Regions from separate parts of the Homo sapiens genome. Here region 2 is linked to region 1. The links are chromatin contacts, found by Hi-C or POLR2A ChIA-PET in ENCODE. All regions are on one chromosome and are shown on one strand. Each heading gives the region's core, a stretch centred on a gene start or an enhancer-like site at or near the end of the contact. The rest is flanking DNA. Distances are from core to core; before and after follow the strand shown. Region 1 overlaps SLC43A1 (solute carrier family 43 member 1). Region 2 holds the start of SELENOH (selenoprotein H).

What was found. A loop is a pair of places that touch in the nucleus more often than their neighbours do. ChIA-PET counts read pairs that join two places held with the same protein, here RNA polymerase II (POLR2A). Pooled maps may share reads with other maps.
Region 2: a pooled map shows a loop between it and region 1 (2.2-fold over the local background). The contact joins the promoter of SELENOH here to the enhancer-like site in region 1. A Hi-C loop is called at or near these places in 4 of 50 pooled maps. POLR2A ChIA-PET finds 5 or more read pairs at or near these places in 5 of 52 experiments (GM10248, PC-9, WTC11 and 1 more).

The regions. Positions count from the first base shown.
Region 1 is chr11:57,495,503-57,502,814 of GRCh38, forward strand. It overlaps SLC43A1 (solute carrier family 43 member 1), which reads right to left. Exons shown (of 15, transcript NM_003627.6): 3 at 5,650-5,827; 4 at 5,486-5,541; 5 at 5,277-5,353; 6 at 2,251-2,343; 7 at 529-662. Among named protein-coding and RNA genes, the nearest start is that of SLC43A1, 17 kb to the right of the region's middle. RefSeq lists enhancers at 4,560-5,335, 5,336-6,109. Within about 2 kb of position 4,214, at least 25 of the 41 ENCODE cell types and tissues checked have a DNase peak (open chromatin) inside an H3K27ac peak, as active enhancers do.
Region 2 is chr11:57,735,429-57,742,740 of GRCh38, forward strand. It overlaps SELENOH (selenoprotein H), which reads left to right and starts at 6,063. Exons shown (of 4, transcript NM_170746.4): 1 at 6,063-6,289; 2 at 6,381-6,526; 3 at 6,689-6,819. The coding sequence starts at 6,168. The coding sequence ends at 6,789. It overlaps TMX2 (thioredoxin related transmembrane protein 2), which reads left to right. Exons shown (of 8, transcript NM_015959.4): 2 at 2,180-2,240; 3 at 2,485-2,598; 4 at 2,926-3,002; 5 at 3,236-3,342; 6 at 3,546-3,611; 7 at 3,703-3,832; 8 at 4,671-5,545. The coding sequence ends at 4,817. It overlaps TMX2-CTNND1 (TMX2-CTNND1 readthrough (NMD candidate)), which reads left to right. Exons shown (of 21, transcript NR_037646.1): 2 at 2,180-2,240. RefSeq lists enhancers at 5,765-5,884, 6,205-6,254, 6,405-6,574.

The DNA of each region.
Region 1 (7,312 bases), core at 2,964-5,463:
CCTGTTATGTGCCAACTGTATTACTTAAAAACACCCATGGGAGGCTGGGCACAGTGGCTCACGCCTGTAATCGGACACTTTGGAAGGGCAAGGGGGGAGGATCCCTTAAGGCCAGGAGTTCAAAACCAGCCTAGGTAACACAGTAAGCCCTGTCTCTACAAAAAATAAAAAAATTAACTGGGCATGGTGGTGTGTGCCTGTAACCCCAGCTCCTCGGGAGGCAGAGGGAGAGGTTCGCTTGAGCCCAGCAGTTTTAGGTTGCAGTGAGCCAGGACCAAGACACTACACTCCAGCCTGAGTGACAGAGCAAGACACTGCCTCTAAACAAACAAACAAACAAAAGCGACCTGTGGGTAGGTAGGAACAGGCTCATAGTACAGATGAGAAAGCAGAGCTTGGAGGGCTCAAGCGATTTGCCAAGCAGAGGTCCAAGCCGAGGTCTCTCTGAATCCAAAGTTAATTCCGTCTATCATATCACCACAGCCCTCTCTGCCCCAGGGAGAGTCTCTGCCCACTCCAGCCACTCACGTGTAATTGACTTCCTCAGGGGCAGGAAAGGCTTCGATGGGCCAGTTGAGGGTGCAGTTCAGAAAGATAAGGCAGGCCAGGCCAGACCAGGTGAACATGATGACCACGAAGGCCACACCGGCATCGTAGATCAGCTGTGAGAGGAGGGGGCAGGCCCGTGGGGGAGACTGCCTGGCCCCAGACCCCACCAAGGTAGATCCCAGGCCTCAGAGGCCTTAAAGAAGTTCTCTTCTCCCCTTGTCCTTGTGCCCAATTTGCAGATGAGGAAACCAAGACCAGAAGTTTAGAGTCAGACTCAGAAGACCCATCATTCCTTTTTCTTTTTCACTTGAGGCCCCCTAGAGAGCTATGAAATAGTCTCCACAAAGCCTGAAGTTGCTGGCCACTGGCTCAAAATATCTCTGAAATTTCCATTATCTTAAAAAAATACATACATTTTTGCCTATGACTCCACAAACATTCATGTTCATGTTCGCACAAAAATGTCCATTTCATAGTACGTACAAAGGAAACTTAGTGCTCTAGGTTTACCGGGCCTAATCGTGTTTATCCTGCCCCTTCCTGGCACATTCCCCAGGGGAAAAGGCAAACCCAGACTGCTCATGCTCAGCCTTTTCTCACCTTTCCCAGGTCCTCCCACGTGCAACAACTGGGGGGGTTGGGGAGAGGGAGGTGCAAGTGCTCTGCCCAAGGGCTCTCAACCCCAGGGCAGGTAAGTTCTCAATTGAATGAGATTCTGTGCAAATGTGTCAGCCCTTCTTATGGAAGAAGCTGATGCACCATCTGTCCTCTTGTCCTCCCCATACCATCTGACCAGGATAATTAATGTCTGCTCTCCCCTCAGGCTCCTGCTCAAACCTTTTTCTCTGCAGTCTTGGACCTTGGTGCCTTTTCCTCCCTAGGGGCAGGACAGAGCTTCAAAGGGCCACACCCCCAAATGTGTGGAGGTAAGATCTGGCTCTTCAAACACTACTTCAGTTGAAAAGAAGGGAGAACTGCCCACCCTCCATGCCTGCCCACCAGAACAACTGATGGCCCCCCCACCCATGCGCTCTCTCAAACTCCTTTGGAGACACTGAGCAAAAGTACCTTCTTTAGTACTCTTTGTAAAGTGCAAAACGGTATGCAGTTTGGTACTGCCCACCGTGGAGGTTGAGGAGCATGGCATGGCTCAGTCAAAGGGTCCTTTGATATTTGACAGAGGAAATTGAGGCCCCCATCTTGCACTGAGCTAAAACTTTGGTCCCCTGGCTTCGAGGTACACCAGGTTGACCTGTCCAGGATCCAGCCTGGCATAAACTCACTTTGTGACCTTGGACCAAACCACCCATCCTCTCTGGAAGGTGTGGAAAAATGTGGCCCCAAAGGCTGAATAAAGCCAGAGAGTCAGGGACCTTGAACGCATGTGAAGGGGCTGGACTTGATTCTGTAGGTGAAGCTAAACCACTGAAGGTTTTTCAGCAGTGTGTGAGCCAGTTCCCCATCTGAGATCTTTCTGGAAGTCACGTGAGTGACAGAGTACAGAGAAAAAGAATCAGAGGCAGGGAGACCAGCTGAGAAAGCTTGCTGTGGCCCAGGAGAGAGGGGGAAGGCCTGCATTGGGATGATGACAGAGAAAGGAGAGCGGAGAAGTCAGACCCGTGGGTCAGCACTAGCTGCTGCTCACTCGGCCCCACCCGGTTCTTGTGTCAAGACAAAAAGAAAACCCAGGTGGCCTCATACCTTGATTCCTGGGAACGTAATGGCAGAAGAGGCGTAAGAGCCAATCATGAGGGCCATTAACGTGGAGCGCAGGTTCCCAAACATGTTGGGCAGCTGAGGAGGGAAAGCAGCACCCATGAGGTGGGGACACCGTGACCCTTGCCCAGCATTCCCAGCCCTGCTCCATACAATAGCCCCAGGAGACGCAGCAGAAAAGCCCCAAGGTAAAACAAACAGAAAAATCAATGTGGGAAACTGTACTCTGCCCCCTGCCTACACAGTCACAGTGCCCTTTAGCTTCAAAAAGGCTCCCAGACACCCCTCAGAGAGACATTTTGTTAATTTTGTTTAATTCCAGGTTTCCCAAGTTTGTTACGTAACACCTCTGAAAAACACATGGAATAGGTGCTTAAGAAACACTGATCTTGGCTGGGCGCAGTGGCTCATGCCTGTAATCCCAGCACTTTGGGAAGCCGAAGCTGGTGGGAAGCTTGAGGTCAGGAGTTCAAGACCAGCCTGGACAACATGGTGAAACCCCATCTCCACCAAAAATACAAAAATTAGCTAGGCATGGTGGCATGCGCCTGTAATCCCACCTACTCCAGAGGCTGAGGCAGGAGAATCGCTTGAACCTGGGAGGTGGAGGTTGCAGTGAGCCGAGATCGCACCACTGCACTTTAGCCTGGGTGACAGAGCGAGACTATGTCCCCACCCCCCAAAAAAAAAGAAAAGAAAAGAAAGAAACAGTGATCTTGTCCAACCCATTTGAGATGAGACAATTGAGACCCAGGGAGGAAAAGTGTACTCAAGTTCACAGAGCACATTAATGGCTTTCTCCCCATTGTCGTTGTCCCAGCCCTAACCCAAGGCTGTGACCATGGCTGTGTCCCGGTAATAGGCAGTGCCTCTTAACCCTCTCGGTTGACGTCCCAGCCCAGTTTCTGCCTAATCAGGACAAATCACATCCTGGGAGGTGAGGGTGGAAATAAGGGAGGGAACTGAGCCAGGGCAGACAGTCTCCAGAGGAGGTGGCTCTGACGCAGAGCAGGGTCAGAACCCACACCAGGAGAGAATTTAATTGATCATGTGTTCCACTCACCTGCCTCAGCCAAGCCCTCAGGGCAGGGGAAGGCAAAGTCAGGATGCCCTTCGCACACACCCTCCTCTGGCCCCACCATCCTCCCCAAGTCACTAGATCCCACAGCTGAGAAGGACCTTAGGATCCGTACAAAGCCTAAACACACTCCACAGAGGGGGAAACTGAGACTCTGAAGGGAGGCCTCAACAGCTCTGGTAAAAAAGGCGTTTAGGCCGGGCGCAGTGGCTCACACCTGTAATCCCAGCACTTTGGGAGGCCGAGGCGGGTGGATTGCCTGAGCTCAGGAGTTCGCGACCAGCCTGAGCAACACGGTGAAACCCCGTCTCCACTAAAATACGAAAAAATTAGCCGGGCGTGGAGGCGTGCACCTGTAGTCCCAGCTACTCGGGAGGCTGAGGCAGGAGAATTGCTTGAACCTAGGAGGCAGAGGTTGCAGTGAGCCGAGATCGCGCCACTGCACTCCAGCCTGGGCGACACTGCGAGACTCCGTCTCAACAAAAAAAAAAAAAATGGTGTTTAAACACATATAACTAAATTATCCTTCCCCCTTCCCCTGAAGTGGCTGGCTCAGGAAAAACCTCTACCCACTCAGGCAGAGGTTTTCCTGCACCCTGCATCCGTGAGGCACCACTGCCAAGGACGCCACGGAAGGCTGCCAGGCCTGGAGAGGGGCAGGGCCCCCTCCCCTCCAAGGGGCCACAAACGCTGTCTGCGCCCAGTACCGTGGGTAAGGCGAGGCCGGCCGGCTAACCCCGGGCTGGCGGCCTTGCAGCGTGCGTGGCAACAGCAGCTGGGCCCGCAAGACTCAGCACGGGACGTCCTCGTCCAAGTCTGGGCCAAGAGCAGCGGCCCAGGGGGCGGGGCCGGCCAGAGGGAGCGGGGAGAGGCTGAGGGGCGGTGCCAGCGCCGGACCCTGCCATTGGCTGGAGATTACAGGAGGCGGGGACATAGCAGGGAGGAGCCGCTGGACAAGCCCCACCCGGCCGCCAGGGAGGGTCTGAGGTCAAGCGCCGGAGAGAAGGGATTTAGGGCCCTGGGCCAAGTTGCACAGCAGGGAGAAGGGGCTGCGCAGAGGGGCGGGGAGAAAGGGATCCGCTTCCTTCCTTTAGAGCTGTGAAATGTCCCCGGTTGGAATTAAAGGCGGCTGCTGGGGAGAGGTGAAATTCAGCCAAAACCACCCAGTCAGGCAGCCCTTCTCAGAGATAAACAGTCCGAGCCAGCCCGGCCAGGAACCTTCCCCTCCAACCTCCCTAAGCCTTTAACACTCCTAAGCCTTTAACGCGTTTACACACTCACATAAATAAACACACTTTGAGCAACACACATACACCACTCACCACATGTAATAGGTCAAGCCATGTGCACGACGAGGTGTCGACAATTTCATATGGTTCAACCTAGTACACTCACAAACACACCTACCAACTCATGGCTTTCACAGGGACGGGGTCACACACCCACTCTCCCACGACATGGCAAGCGTGCACACGCTATCTCAAGCTGCTCCCTCCCCCTCAAGATCATGTTACCCAGTTTTATTTTCTTCCCAGCACCTATGACGACTGACATAATTTATTAGTTTACTTGTTTATTGGGTTATCTGTGCCCCTCACCCCCAAAATGTAACCTCCAGCAGGGAGGATGACTCGGTCAGTCCTGATTGTGCTGTAGTCCAGGACCTAGAACAGAGCTCCATGGACATTCATGGGCTCTGTACACACAAACACACACATTAACATACACCCCGACACACAGCCTCATCCACACACACACAGCCTCACACCTGCTCTTTGCAGCCACCTGCACAGTTTCTCACACACTCACTTGATCTAGTGATCTGCGTCCACAGGCCCCTCCCCCAGCCCATTCATACTGCCCTCACCCCACTCACTCTGCCCTCACCCCACTCGGGGGAACTCTGCTGCCAGGCCAGGCCTGTGACACTCACCGTGAGTGAAGTGAACGTTAGGCAGATGCCACCAAAGCCATTCAGGGACAGCGCCAGGAATATCAACGGAGACAGAGCTGGAAAGGGGAAAGCAGCAGATGAGGGCATTTGGGGAGCTGTGGGAAGCCAAGGGCGGGAGCTGGGGTAAACATCCGCCTTCATCCCACCTATTCTTTTCTTGTGGGGCCACAAGAGGACAGACAACTCACCTTCCACGTCCCGGGAGGCCAGGGCCATGAGGGTGCAGGACGCAGTGAAGCAGGCACTGTGGAGACACAGGGAAGGGCGAGGGGTTGGCCTGTGAGCACCCCCCCTCCCCTCCCCCTGCAGCACGGTCCCTGTCCTCCCGTTCCCCATAGCCCAGCCACCTCACCTGCCAACCAGCCGCACGGGTCGGGGGCCAAAGCGGTCCATGAGGATCCCCAGTGGCAGGGTGGTGGCGCTGAGCACGAAGGAACCAATGGTGAAGCCCAGGTTGAGCATCTCGTCCTGCTGGTCACAGCCTGGCCACCTGCGCTGCTCATCCTGGGTGGTGTTGGTGCTGCTCTCAGCTGAGGAGGGGGAAGGGAGGGCTCAGCACATGACACCAGGAACAGCTGGGCACAGGAGACAGCAGCCCACAGTCAGGCGGCCTGCTTTCAAATCCCATGCCAAGTGCCTTTGGGGGTACCCTAGAGTCACATCTCCTCTGATGGGGCTGCTCCAGAAATGGCAGCCATTAGTACCTGACCCTGGGAGAGTCTTGTGCACACACAGCCTGAGGCTTCAACTAGCTCAAATGAAATACTGGACATAAAAGTATTTACTAAGTTGTAATATGCACTCAGTGTCCAAGCTTAGGGGGTTGTGGACCCCCAACAAGAAGTGCCCCCATATCTAGAGGCAAAGGCAAAGGCAGTGAGTGGTACTCTAATGGCTATAACAAGAATTCATTAAAATGGCCCGGCGTGGTAGTTCATGCCTGTAATCCCACCACTGTGGGAGGCTGAGACAGGCAGATCGCTTAAGCCTACAAGTTTGAGACCAGCCTGGGCAACATGGTAAAACCCCATCTCTAAATAAAAAAAAGAAATTTAGAAAGAACACTAAAACTTAGAGGAAGCTTTCCCGATAAATGATAGTCTGATAAAATAATAGCTAATACTTATTGAGCACTTAACTATGCTCCAGGCACTGTTCTAAACACAACAGCCCCATAAGTCAGTTAATAAAGTATCCCGTTCCCTAGGTGATGAAGCTGAGGCACAGAATGAGAACCAGGCACTGCCCTCCAGTCCCCTCTAGAAGTCCACTTGGAGGACTTGTCCTTAACGGTAAACTGCCAACTTGGAGTTGTGACAAGTTAAGGAGAAAAGCTAGTGATAGGAGACAAAGGGCTGCTTCGCTTTACTCAATGCTCAGTGAGTCATGAGGTGGCTGCCCCCAGGCCTCCAAGTTGTCACTTGGCAGCACTGCCAAGGGCAAACTCAGGGTGCACCTGGAGCAGGCAGACAGACCAGGGTCTGAATTCCCACCACCAGCCTTACTAGCTGTGCACCTTGACCAAGTAACTTTCTTCTTGTCTGTAAACCGGACCAAAGAATGCCTAACCCACGACCTCCTTAGGAGGATTAAATTGGAGACAGTAAACAAAGAGCTTTGCACAGTGCCTGGCCCAGAGAAAGTGCTCCTGAAGGATCTGAGGAAGGGGTAGCTGACCCTCCTGGTGGGTCATGTGGTAAGCACGTACTCTAGGAGCTGGGCATCCACACTACATGAGACAGGAAGTTCTCAGCTCTAGAGTGACAGGTGCTGCTAAAAGAACAAACCAGGCCAGGTGCAGTAGCTCACACCTGTAATCTCAGGACTTTGGGAGGCCAAGGTGGGTGCATCTCTTGAGCCCAGGAGTTCAAGACCAGCCTGAGCAACATTGGGAAACCTTGTCTTTACAAAACAAATTTTAAAAATCAGCCGAGCATGGCGATGCATGTCTGTAGTTCCAGCTACCTGGGAGTCTGAGGTGGGAGGATTGCTTGAGCCCGGGCGGTCGAGGCTGC
Region 2 (7,312 bases), core at 4,813-7,312, 240 kb after region 1:
TTGAACTTCTAATCTCAGGTGATCCACCCACTTTAGCCTCCCAAAGTGCTGGGATTACAGGCTTGAGCCACAGCACCCGGCCAGGAGAGCTTTATTTCTCATAAAAAGTTGCAACCTGCTGGCTATCCTGTCAGGCAGGGAAGCATAGCCTCCGCTCAGAAGCTAAAAACAGACACTTGGAGTGAGGGGTAAAGGAAACAGGAGTTTATGCTAAGCAGGGTGGCCAAATATACATATTTAATAAGCTATCGGCAGAGTCATGAATATTTATGAAAGGAGAAACACGTGCATGCTCAGTTGAGCTTCATATCTGTCCATAAGACCCATGTTCAAAAGTGGCAATGTTAACCATGATCTGAGGTGGAGTTTTCAGCCCTCTCAAGTCAAAAGGTGAAGCAGAGGACACAGAAACTATGCATTCTCCTTAGCCTGGCCAGATCCACTGCATGGTCACTGGTCTCTTATCAGGAAGCAATGCTGGTTAGTTGTTTTGTCCTAACTGCAAAAGGGAGGGGCAGTGTCAGGCAGTTGGTTGATGTCAGGTGGAGCAAGTCTTTTCAGAGGGCTGGTTTCTGTTTAACTTTCTGTTTAAGAAAGCCTAATGTTGGTAAGTGAAGGAGGGGGTATAAAGAGATGTGTCTGACCTCACACCCTGTTATGGCCGAGAACTCAGTTTTCAAGGTTTCTCTGGGGTCCCCTTAGTCAAGAAGGAGTCTGTTCAGTCACTTCAGGGCTTAGAATTCTATTACTTCTCAGTGTCTTTGTCATGTTTATTGTCTGTCTCACTTGCTCACTTGGTGGTTACATTCTACAACAGGGTTATCTAATCTTTTGGCTTCCCTGGGCCACATTGGAAGAATTGTCTTGGGGCACACATAAAATACACTAACACCTAATGATAGCTGATGAGCTAAAAAAAAAAAAAAATCAAAAATGTCTCATAATGTTTTAAGAAAGTCTATGAATTTGTGTTGGACCCCATTCAAAGCCATCCTGGGCTGCATGTGAGCCACAGGTTGGACAAGAAGGTTGTTCTAGAAGGTGAGAAAACTGTAAGACGAGTATTGAAAAGGGCTTTTTGAGAGCTCTGAAAGCCCCTTTCAGCTCTCAAATTATATCAAAAGTACATGGATTATCACGATGCATATTGGGTGGGGAGGAATGATTAAGTAATGGGGGCCGGGCTCGGTGGCTCACACCTGTAATCCCAGCACTTTAGGAGGCCGAGGCGGGCGGATCATCTGAGCTGAGGAGTTCCATACCAGCCCGGGCAACATGGGGAGACCCGGTCTCTACAAAAAATACAAAAATTAGCCAGGTACAGTAGTGTGCGCCTGTAGTCCCAGCTACTTGGGAGGTTGAGTCAGGAGAAACACAAGCCCAGGTGGCAGAGGTTTCAGTGAGCTGAGATCACACCATTGCACTCTAGCCTGGGCGATGGAGCAAGACTGTCTCAAAAAAAAAAAAAAAATTAAACATGTGGAATAGCTAGATATTATATTAATGGGCTATTATCAAGAAAACTTACCTGGAAAAGTTTTATTCTACCAGCGTCACATTGAGTTGATATTAATAATCTTACGATTTTATACCATATCATGCTTTATACAACTCTTTTTAATCTGTTATCTCATTTAATCCCCCAGTAGCATTTTGAAATAGATACTGTTCAGTTGAGGAAACCAAAGCTAAGGGATTAAGTGCTTTGTTGAAAAGCACCGCAGGCCTGGCGCGGTGGCTCGTGCCTGTAATCTCAGCACTTTGGTGGATCACCTGAGGTCAGGAGTTTGAGACCAGCCTGGCCAACATGGTGAAACCCTGTCTCTACTAAAAATAAAAAAATTAGCCGGGTGTGGTGGCGCATGTCTGCAATCCCAGCTACCTGGGAGGCGGAGGTTGCAGTGAGCCGAGATCGCGCCATTGCACTCTAGCCTGGGCAACAAGAGTGAAACTCTGTCTCAAAAAGAAAAGCACCAGCAAGTTTGTGGCAGGAGTAGAACCTGAATCCAGGTCTTCTGACTGATGTTTATCCCCGTACACCTTACCTAACTGCAGTTCTTTATTGTTCCCATTCCCAGTTTGGATCGCTATTGGTTTTTATTACATATTTAGTTCCCTTTCCCACCTAAGTTAGCTCTAGTCACTGCATTCCTGTTATAATACTTCGATTCTGTTCCAGAGAGAAGTGGAGATCCTGATGTTTCTCAGTGCCATTGTGATGATGAAGAACCGCAGATCCAGTAAGTTTAGTTCACTTCTCAGACTCAAGGTTAGATCTAATGCCCTTTGGAGGTGCTTTGCTTCATGTTAAGAGAGTGGCAATCATTTGGTAAATTTGTCCTACGTTTAATTCCAAGGCTGAATTTGAACTTGGACTTCTATCCCCTCCCTGTCTCCTATTTCAAAGTGCCCCATGAAGAGGGACAAAGAATGGGATATAGGAGTGCACAGCCCAGCCTGACCTGTGACATCTCTGTGTTTCAGTCACTGTGGAGCAACATATAGGCAACATTTTCATGTTTAGTAAAGTGGCCAACACAATTCTTTTCTTCCGCTTGGATATTCGCATGGGCCTACTTTACATCACACTCTGCATAGGTGAGGAGACTGCCTTTCTTTCTTTTTTTTTTTTTGTAAGACTGTGTTGATAGACTTGATTGTGGAAACCACAGTCCCAACAGTTGCAATCCCAAACATGTTTCTCCATACCCTTCTTCCATATCTCATACCTAATGAATTATATATGTAGCTCAGATGATAACAGTTTACAGAGACTGTTATTGTAGAGGTAGGGAATGTGTTGGTGGTCTACATATATCCACAAGTGTGTATTATTTGGGGGCTGAAATCCTTGGGTTGGTTTGGAAGTAAATTCCCTGTGTAAGGCTTTTTATGTTTCCTTCGACATCTTCTTTCTGTATTTAGTGTTCCTGATGACGTGCAAACCCCCCCTATATATGGGCCCTGAGTATATCAAGTACTTCAATGATAAAACCATTGATGTGAGTGCTCTTTCCCCTTTCTGTTTCTTGGGTCCCTTGTGGGTGATTTTGTAGTTGTGCTCTCCATTCACTAGGAGGAACAACAGTGCTTCAAAATGGATGTCACGGGCACTGTGGTTCATTATGAGAGCCGGGGGAGAGGGAACACCAGGATGAGGAATTAGATGCTAAAGTCTGAACCTTCCCAGGAGGCTATGTGGATCCAGCTGACTTTTCTTCCCTGTATTTGGCAGGAGGAACTAGAACGGGACAAGAGGGTCACTTGGATTGTGGAGTTCTTTGCCAATTGGTCTAATGACTGCCAATCATTTGCCCCTATCTATGCTGACCTCTCCCTTAAGTGAGTAGTGCAAAGGGAGGGATGGTGGAAATGGAGATGCTGTGCCTTCCCTCTCACTGTTTTTGGCTTTTCTTTTTCTTTTGGCCTTGATTTTCACACATGGTAACCAAAGGCATCTCCCTCTCCCCTCTTAAATATCTATACTTCCACTTTCCTTGATCCATTATTTTTTTTCAGCATATTAAATAATATATTCTTTTCAGATACAACTGTACAGGGCTAAATTTTGGGAAGGTGGATGTTGGACGCTATACTGATGTTAGTACGCGGTATGTAAAGACCTGGGCAGAGGGTCTGAGCAGGGAAATCACTTTGAGTGATACATACAGGGACATTTAGAGAACTTTCTGGGCCCTGCAGGTACAAAGTGAGCACATCACCCCTCACCAAGCAACTCCCTACCCTGATCCTGTTCCAAGGTGGCAAGGAGGCAATGCGGCGGCCACAGATTGACAAGAAAGGACGGGCTGTCTCATGGACCTTCTCTGAGGTACCTGAAAGGAAGGGCAGGTGCATGAAGGGTGCAGAACAGTAGGTGGGCTTTCAAGCCCTACCCGGGTTTGATTCACAGCTCTGCCACTTGCCCATTAGCTTTGAGGGTGTGGACTAGTTACTAGACCTCATGTTTTAATTCATTTAGCAAATATATATTATGTGCAGACCTGCTAGTACTGGGTAACAATCATTAGTTAAGATTTGGTCTCAGGCCAGGCACGGTGGCTCACGCCTGTAATCCCAGCACTTTGGGAGGCCGAGGCTGGCAGATCACCTGAGGTCAGGAGTTTGAGACCAGCCTGACCAACATGGAGAAACCCCGTGTCTACTAAAAATACAAAAATAGCCGAGTGTGGTGGCGCATGCCTATAATGCCAGCTATTTGGGAGGCTGAGGCAGGAGAATCGCTTGAACCCGGGAGGTGGAGGTTGCAGTGAGCTGAGATTGCACCATTGCGGTCCAGCCTGGGCAACAAGAGACTCCATCAGGAAAAAAAAAAAAAGATTCTGTCTCGAAGGCCACTGCACCTATTGTCTGTAGGTGTTAGGTTCCCTGTCAGTTAATTGGAGGTAATAACCCCTGGCTTACAGGGTTGTTTTGCAGATTACATTAAATAATTTAGGTATAATTCTTGGCACGGTGATTGGCACATAATGGGTATTTAACTATTAGTTGACTTTTCTGGGTACCTAAAAAAGAGGAAGGTTAGGGAAGATTTTTGTCCTTTGCTTACTCCTTCCTTTCCCAGACTTTGTGTAAAATACCTCTTACTTCCCAGGCTCTTTACTCTCCCTTCCAACCCAGATCCTGACGTGTGCATCTCTTTTGTGCAGGAGAATGTGATCCGAGAATTTAACTTAAATGAGCTATACCAGCGGGCCAAGAAACTATCAAAGGCTGGAGACAATATCCCTGAGGAGCAGCCTGTGGCTTCAACCCCCACCACAGTGTCAGATGGGGAAAACAAGAAGGATAAATAAGATCCTCACTTTGGCAGTGCTTCCTCTCCTGTCAATTCCAGGCTCTTTCCATAACCACAAGCCTGAGGCTGCAGCCTTTTATTTATGTTTTCCCTTTGGCTGTGACTGGGTGGGGCAGCATGCAGCTTCTGATTTTAAAGAGGCATCTAGGGAATTGTCAGGCACCCTACAGGAAGGCCTGCCATGCTGTGGCCAACTGTTTCACTGGAGCAAGAAAGAGATCTCATAGGACGGAGGGGGAAATGGTTTCCCTCCAAGCTTGGGTCAGTGTGTTAACTGCTTATCAGCTATTCAGACATCTCCATGGTTTCTCCATGAAACTCTGTGGTTTCATCATTCCTTCTTAGTTGACCTGCACAGCTTGGTTAGACCTAGATTTAACCCTAAGGTAAGATGCTGGGGTATAGAACGCTAAGAATTTTCCCCCAAGGACTCTTGCTTCCTTAAGCCCTTCTGGCTTCGTTTATGGTCTTCATTAAAAGTATAAGCCTAACTTTGTCGCTAGTCCTAAGGAGAAACCTTTAACCACAAAGTTTTTATCATTGAAGACAATATTGAACAACCCCCTATTTTGTGGGGATTGAGAAGGGGTGAATAGAGGCTTGAGACTTTCCTTTGTGTGGTAGGACTTGGAGGAGAAATCCCCTGGACTTTCACTAACCCTCTGACATACTCCCCACACCCAGTTGATGGCTTTCCGTAATAAAAAGATTGGGATTTCCTTTTGATTGCGCGTTTGTGTGTTTCTGTATTAGAAAAGCCTGACAACTGCAGAGGAATTGCCCATCTTAAGGGCAAAGGCCATCCTATTTGGTTTCACCAAATGCCGGGCATTGATCCCCAGGACTGGCAAGAGTTGGAGAAGTCTAGTTTCCATAAATCTAGAATAGCGGCCACATGTTGTTAGGTGGTGGGTTTACTCTGGGATTGGCCTGCGGTTGCCAGGGAGGAGAGTTTGGCGGCAGATGGTGGCACACAACATTTAGCGCCATGCAAAGGTACAGAAAAGATTGCGCGAAGCGAGGCTAGCAGTCGGACCTAGTCTCCGCCCCTTCCTGCTGTGTTCACCATCCCAGCGTCCCCTGTCCCCTCCACCCGAAGCGATGGGTGGTTCCGTCAGGCGCTTCCCGCACCTTCCCGCTCCCTGCTTGCAAAGTGGTTGTGCCCCAAGGTCCGCCTCCAGGCCACGTGGGTGCTGCGGGCCAAGCTTTCCCTTCCTTTGAGAGAGGTTTCCGCTGTAGGAGCAGAGCTTCCGGGCTGCGCTCTTCGTTGCCCAGTTTCCGCTCAGTGGTCGCGTCTCCGCCCCCCACCCACCAGTCCCGCTGCATTCTCGGCCGGGCTCTAGGCGCCATGGCTCCCCGCGGGAGGAAGCGTAAGGCTGAGGCCGCGGTGGTCGCCGTAGCCGAGAAGCGAGAGAAGCTGGCGAACGGCGGGGAGGGAATGGAGGAGGCGACCGTTGTTATCGAGCATTGGTGAGGGGCCTGGAGAGTAACGGGAGAGAGGGAACAGTGGCGCCGGGGGGGGCCAGGGGCCCCGGTTTCTAACCTCTCCGTCTCTCCCTAGCACTAGCTGACGCGTCTATGGGCGCAACGCCGCGGCCCTGAGCCAGGCGCTGCGCCTGGAGGCCCCAGAGCTTCCAGTAAAGGTGAACCCGACGAAGCCCCGGAGGGGCAGCTTCGAGGTGACGCTGCTGCGCCCGGACGGCAGCAGTAAGTGGGGACCTGGATGTGGGGGAGAGGGACGTGGGTGAAAGGGACGTGGGTTCCGAAGACAGGAAGCGCTATTCTTAGAAACCACGGCAGTCTCATGACTTCAGAGACGTGCTCGTGGGTTCCGAAGTATTGTAACTTCGCTTCATTCTGGCCTTTCAGGTGCGGAGCTCTGGACTGGGATTAAGAAGGGGCCCCCACGCAAACTCAAATTCCCTGAGCCTCAAGAGGTGGTGGAAGAGTTGAAGAAGTACCTGTCGTAGGGAGATTTGGGTAGAAGCCCTCATGCTGAGGTTTGAAATGGGAAGTGGGGGGCGCGACCGCTGTTGAGGAAGAGAAGGCATTGATCTTGGTGTGGCTACAAGTACCCACCTGGCGTGGGTAGCTCACGCCTGCAATCCCAGCACTCTGGGAGGTCGAGGCAGGAGTGGATGGCCAACACAGGGAGACCCTATTTGAAAACAAAAAACAAAAAAAAGACACAATATTGTTTTCTGTCTAGTGTGCCCTAAGTGGAATTTATGTCCTTTGGGAGACTGTAGTTGACTTGCCCTGGGGGTATGGACAAGTTTTCCATTTGGAAGTTTATTTCATGTTACTTCATTTATGCTTATCCCTACCCTCTTCTGTTTGGTTCTTGGGTGTTCTGTTACTGTCCTGTGTTAACACTGCATTACAATACCATTAAATTTGGTTACAAGGATTTTGACCTTGTCTTTGTCCCTAGTGCTTCATACAGTGCTTTGGCATGTTGTTCTGCACTTATTATGTTGAGTGAGATTTGGA